Regions from separate parts of the Homo sapiens genome. Here region 1 is linked to region 2. A link is a contact called in ENCODE Hi-C or POLR2A ChIA-PET data. All regions are on one chromosome and are shown on one strand. The core of a region is the stretch at or near the end of the contact, and the rest is flanking DNA. Distances in the headings are between cores, read along the strand shown. Region 1 has its middle 19 kb from the start of IFNB1. Region 2 overlaps MLLT3 (MLLT3 super elongation complex subunit).

Region 1 (2,700 bases), core at 137-2,636, 540 kb before region 2:
CAAGAAGACTCACATGTGTTGGGGCTACATTTATCTAAAATAATATTTAATGTTCTTTTCAACATAAATTGTATTCTCTTTTGAATTTTATTTTCCCTTTGTTCACATTGCCCATCAATGTGCTCATGAGATAGGTGGAGCTCAAATTCTTGTCAAGAGAATTCATTAAATGAACCCTCAGCAAACATTGCCAAGACAACTCCTTGATATCTGACAGTCACAAACTCATTGAAGCATATATTGCAGCATTATATTTATTCAATAAACAATACTTAACTTTTTACCATTGGCTACTGTGCTAATGACTGGGGAGACAAAGTTCAGATTTAAAACACGAATCTTCTGGAAAAGAGAGGATAAAACAAAACATCGATTACCGAACAGAATGATGAGTGTTCCGCAAGTGCTGAATTTGCAAAGAGCCATAGGCTCAGAACAGGGCGTAAAATGGAGAGACATCCACAAGTAACTAGCATTTTAGAACTGATGGAAGGATGCAAATGACATTGAAAATTTTGGAAAAGGGGAGAAAGGACAGAGATGTGCAAGTCATTTGAAAGCAAGAGCTAAAGCAAAGAGTTGGCAGAATTGCACATTTTCTAAAAATAAGAAATAAGTGAAAAATGAGAGCTAGGAATAAGACCAAGTTTTCTTCCCTCCAGGGGTCCAGAGTGAGAGATGGGAAAGGCCAACCAGGCCTTGAATGTTCCTACTAGAACTCAAGGAGCAAAATGCTATTTTGGGATGTCATAACGGGGAAAGGAAACAGACCTCTCGTTGCCCAGTTCCCTTATCTGTAAAATTAAGATAACCACAGTCCTACCTCATAAAACTGTGGTGAGGATTAATTGTTTAATTTATATAACATGCTCAGAATGATGCCTGGCACTTAAATAAGGCTGCTTACATGTGAGCTCTCCTATTTGAAACTGATTAGAGGATTATTCCCTAATGTTCTAGGTCTGCAGGAAGGTGAGGTAATTTCAAAAGAACTAGCCAGGAACTTTTTAATGCCAGCTCAACTACTCACAAGGGAGAGGCAGAAAGAGCCATTCACTTGGTGACTGAGCCAATCATTTCGCAGCAAATATCCCAGGATGTAGACAGAAGCACTGCTACCTGGCACACACACCAGCTGTCTACAATGGCACACTTTACCTCTTGGTTCTCTCTACCTTTCGAGGAGCTAAATGTTTTCACTAAAATAACAGAGGCATCTTCCAGGCAGCCAGAAGAATCTTCTGCTTTGTGAAGATAAGCAGCACTTGCCTCAGGCAAGCACCAGGGCAAAGGGGAATACCCGCTCCATTCTTCAATTCCAATTCGACAATTCACATTTAGTTTCCTTTTCACTTGTTGCATCACCCTCATTGTTATTTTTGCACCACCTGGTTCATCGTACAGCCCCTGATGATGAAATAAAAATGTAATTGGTTGTAAGTTTTAATGATGTACAGGGTTTTGGTTTCACTTTGTAGAAGCACCAGAAACTGCTTCCAAGATAGGAAGCACCCACAGAAAAACCAAAAATAGACATGTCCACGTGTTTGTGAAGGGAATGGAGCTGGTGCTTATTCAGCAGCTGCTGTAAGTGTGTTGTCTGTGTATTCTCTTCTTAACCCTAGGCCTGGCTGCATTTACCCCTGAGTATGGTTGTGAGGATTAAATAACATACAGCTCAGAGAAATGCCTGGTATCCAAAGGGAAAAGTAAACCCAGGCTGGAGGGTGACTGAAGACTGTATTGGATAGGGCCAATGTGGAGCTTCTAGCAGAGGGAGTCCAGGTAGCACCTGGTAAGAAATGTTGGGTGGGCAGCTGTAGGGGCCAGGGGAAAATTAGCCCTTTGACCTCTGAAGCTTCACTGAAAAATCATCTGACAAAAGGCAGATTAATAGGCAAAAAGCCATACAAATTAATTGTATAGTAGTTTCATGTGACATGGGAGCCTTCAGAATGAAAGCCCAAAGATACCATTTTTATGCTTAGGTTAATGAAGAATTGGACAGCTATGTAGAAAAATGACTGGACAAAAAGGGCATGATCTAATGCTAATAGACTGAGTGAGGAAGCCTAGCAAGGCCTGTCTGTCTAGATTCTTCTGGGTTTGTTTGTGCAACATTCCTTACTCTGGGAATGGGGCAGGGCCCTCTCTGAATGGAGTTATATTCTACCATCAGATAAGGCAGGTCACATAATTTCCTTATGGTCAGCTTTTACACAGAAAGGCAAGGAGGAGGTTGAAGTAATATGTTTAGGTTTTATGGCTGGCTTTGGGGAAGGGAATTCTGGTTTCTATGGCCTGCCTTGGGAAGAGGGATTCTAGAGAGATTCTAGAGAATAAGGGGCCACAGAGAGAAGGGCAGGAGAAAGTCAGAGAAAGTTTTGCTTCTGAGGCTGCTTCTGTGGCCGTCATTTTGGGGGATTGTTTCCTGAGCCTCAGCACAGCCCTTGTGCGTCCCTGGGCCATCAATCCATTGATGAGACCATTCCAACTGTGGCTGGCGGTGAAGACTGTAGGACCCTCTGGTTGTGTTTGCATAAGGCAGAAGTTGTCATTAGTGTGGGAAAAAAAAGTAGTGCCTTTTCTCACCTATTGCTAGGTTCATGGTTAATACCCCTATAATAAAAGAAGATTAACAAGAGAAAACCATAACTAATTTTTTAAACTAATTTTCATGGGAGACAAGAGGCTTTAGAA
Region 2 (2,700 bases), core at 31-2,530:
GTCAACTTCACAATATGTTTCATTTTTGTTGGTACAGAAAACAACACCTGAGACTGCTTGAAAAGTACAGGTTTATAGTGTGAGCTTTTAGGAATCATGTTATCCAAGTCTCCCTTATTTTATATCTGAAGAAACCAGTGGCACAGAGAATGTATCTGGTGTTGCCCAAAGTAAAATGACTAGTCTGGTTTGTGTTTACGTAGGGTTAAGAACATAGTCACTTGCTTCTGTGTTAGTACTCTTGCTGCTACAAAATCCTTGTATTTGTCAGAAAGTCAGTCTTTCTTTTTACCAAAACTATGTTGTGCATATTGAACATTCAGGAGTGACTATTCCATAAAATATGTATTTTATGCTCTCTCAGGCAGTGGTGATAACAGGTACACAACATTTGACAGCACAGAGTAATTTATCCTACATGACTCAGGTGGAGGAGGCACTCAAATTAAAGGATGCCATGTGATGCATTTCAAAGGGGTGAAGTGATTTGGCCAAAGGCTCTGCCATAGTAAAATTGGTCACCATGCCTCTGCCTACCCCTGCAAAAGGCATTGGCTTTGAAATAAATATCCCCATATAATAAACTCAGCAACTTATCAGATAAGTTAATGTGGAGTGCCAAAATAAAGAGAAGTTTTATTCTTCCGGAGTGCTATTCTTACCCTTTGCACTGGTGTAAAATGCCCCCACCCCTCTGCTTTCACAAAAACAGCTTGGAAACTGGAATGGCAACTTGAACACCACTTACTTTAACCAGTTAACAAAAGCTTTGTTTATTTTATGTTTCCTTTTAATAGCAAAAGTTAAAAGTGTCTCAGCTTTTAAAAGTACTCATACATATGTTTTGCAAAGGAGTATCCTTTGCTCTCTTTAGGAACACAAATATTCCAAAATACTTATATCAGTATTTTAAAATGGAATCGTATTATAAAGTATAACTTTACTTTTATATAAAATTATTTTTAGTAAAAACAAATTAGCAAAACTGCTCAGTGAATGATTCCCGAGAGACCATATCCCATGAAGCCCCATTTTCCTGCTACAGGGTTCCTGGGCCATAAAGGTGGACCTGGAACAGGATAAAACAACCATTGTGCTACAGTCTACCCTCATCATTCAGCCTTTTAGTGAAAAAGACAAGCAGCCGTCAGGGTGATTCAGACCCTTCACCAGGACTGTGACTAAGCTATGAGAAAGATGCTCTCCCCTTCCTTTCTGTTTGTAATGCTGGCAAGTTTCAAATCCGAAACAGTTTGTAGTCATGGTCCCAGTCTTGTGGAAACAGAGCTTGCTGATGCAAATGATGCCAACAGTTTCTCATAGTGGGCAAAGTAAGTATGAATTGCATTTGCTAAGTGATATTCCAGGGATGTCCTTCAGGCAGTGGTCATAAAACTACAGTGTACTTAAGAATTCCCTGGGGGTTTGTTTAAAAATGCAGATTCTTGATCTCTACCCCAGACTGAGTCAGCCTCTCTAGGGGTCCAGGAATCTGTATTTCACACAAATATCTCAGCTGAGTTTAATGCTTTTGGGTGCTGTTGAATTGATAAGAGCCTATTCTTCAACTTGGCAGCTGAGGATGTGATGCTGGCTTGCATTTAGGCACAAGTGAGGTTTAGGTTTATTGCAATGAAAAAGTTATATTGCAGTTCGGGTTGGAAAGATGCTTCCTGGTTGGGTGCAGTGGCTCACGTCTGTAATCACAGCACTTTGGGAGGCTGAGGCAGGCAGGCAGGCAGATCACTTGAGGTTAGGCACTTGAGATCAGCCTGGCCAACATGGTGAAACCCTGTCTCTACCAAAACAAAAACAAAAACAAAAAATAATTGCTTCTGAAGGCCAAATATGGGGCTGCGTTTATTAGGGCAAATCATTTGTTAAAAAGAAACATTCTTTCCTGAAGATATGATTTTGGGGATGGTTGTTGTAGTGGTCGCTGAAATCAATGGTTCTGTGTTCATACACCTGCCAGCCCATGTTCTCCAGAGCTGCTGTTTAGTACTGTCCTTGGCTTCCTTCTTGCAGCCTCTTTTTCTGTTTTCAACCAACTGTAAAAAGTGAACTACAGCCAACTGTAGGCCTGAACAACTGGAGAGGAGAGGAATAGGCAGTGATGTCTGTATCAATCGTCTATCCAGTTATTTTTTGGTTTTCTTTGGTTATCAATATAGGTTATCCCCCTCTAATTATTTTCCATGTATTGTCTCTTGATTCAAGATAAGGAATGAATGAAGCCCTGGGAATAGAAAGTGTGACCTTCTCCCAGCAGTTTCTTCCCAGGACTTGCCCTCTCCCGGTACTTTTTGCCACTAGATTTTTCTGTTTCTGAAACAGGGTAGAATTACTCGCTAATTAAAATACCTTTGCTAGTGTTTCTCTTCCTTAACCCCAGTTGATTTACACAGAGTTTTTATGGACCGTATTATATTCTCACTAGTGCCTTTCTCTAGGAAGGGACTAATGGGGTTCATAGATATTCTTGTTTGTTTCTTGCAAGTAAGCAGTGCCCTGAAATAGGTGAGGAAGTAGCAATTTATAAAGATGTGGGCTAGTGTCTACACAGTAAAAATCTGGACCAGGTGTGGTGATAGTCACTGTAGTAGAAATTTTGGTGGGGGCAATAACGATGATGTGGCAAAAACTGTCAAGCAGGGCTTTAAAGGTTTTAGCTATATTAATTCATTCAGTTTACAACAC

What was found. A loop is a pair of places that touch in the nucleus more often than their neighbours do. ChIA-PET counts read pairs that join two places held with the same protein, here RNA polymerase II (POLR2A). Pooled maps may share reads with other maps.
Region 1: a loop to region 2 is called in a pooled map, with 6 times the contacts of the local background. The contact joins two enhancer-like sites. A Hi-C loop is called at or near these places in 2 of 37 single-sample maps with no recorded cell type and 7 of 50 pooled maps. POLR2A ChIA-PET finds 5 or more read pairs at or near these places in 1 of 52 experiments (CD8-positive, alpha-beta T cell).

Annotation. Positions count from the first base shown.
Region 1 is chr9:21,095,182-21,097,881 of GRCh38, reverse strand. No RefSeq gene overlaps it. Among named protein-coding and RNA genes, the nearest start is that of IFNB1, 19 kb to the right of the region's middle. RefSeq lists enhancers at 1,098-1,392, 1,290-1,559. Within about 2 kb of position 1,386, at least 10 of the 41 ENCODE cell types and tissues checked have a DNase peak (open chromatin) inside an H3K27ac peak, as active enhancers do.
Region 2 is chr9:20,557,416-20,560,115 of GRCh38, reverse strand. The region is part of intron 2 of MLLT3 (MLLT3 super elongation complex subunit); the gene reads left to right. Among named protein-coding and RNA genes, the nearest start is that of MIR4474, 56 kb to the right of the region's middle. Within about 2 kb of position 1,280, at least 5 of the 41 ENCODE cell types and tissues checked have a DNase peak (open chromatin) inside an H3K27ac peak, as active enhancers do.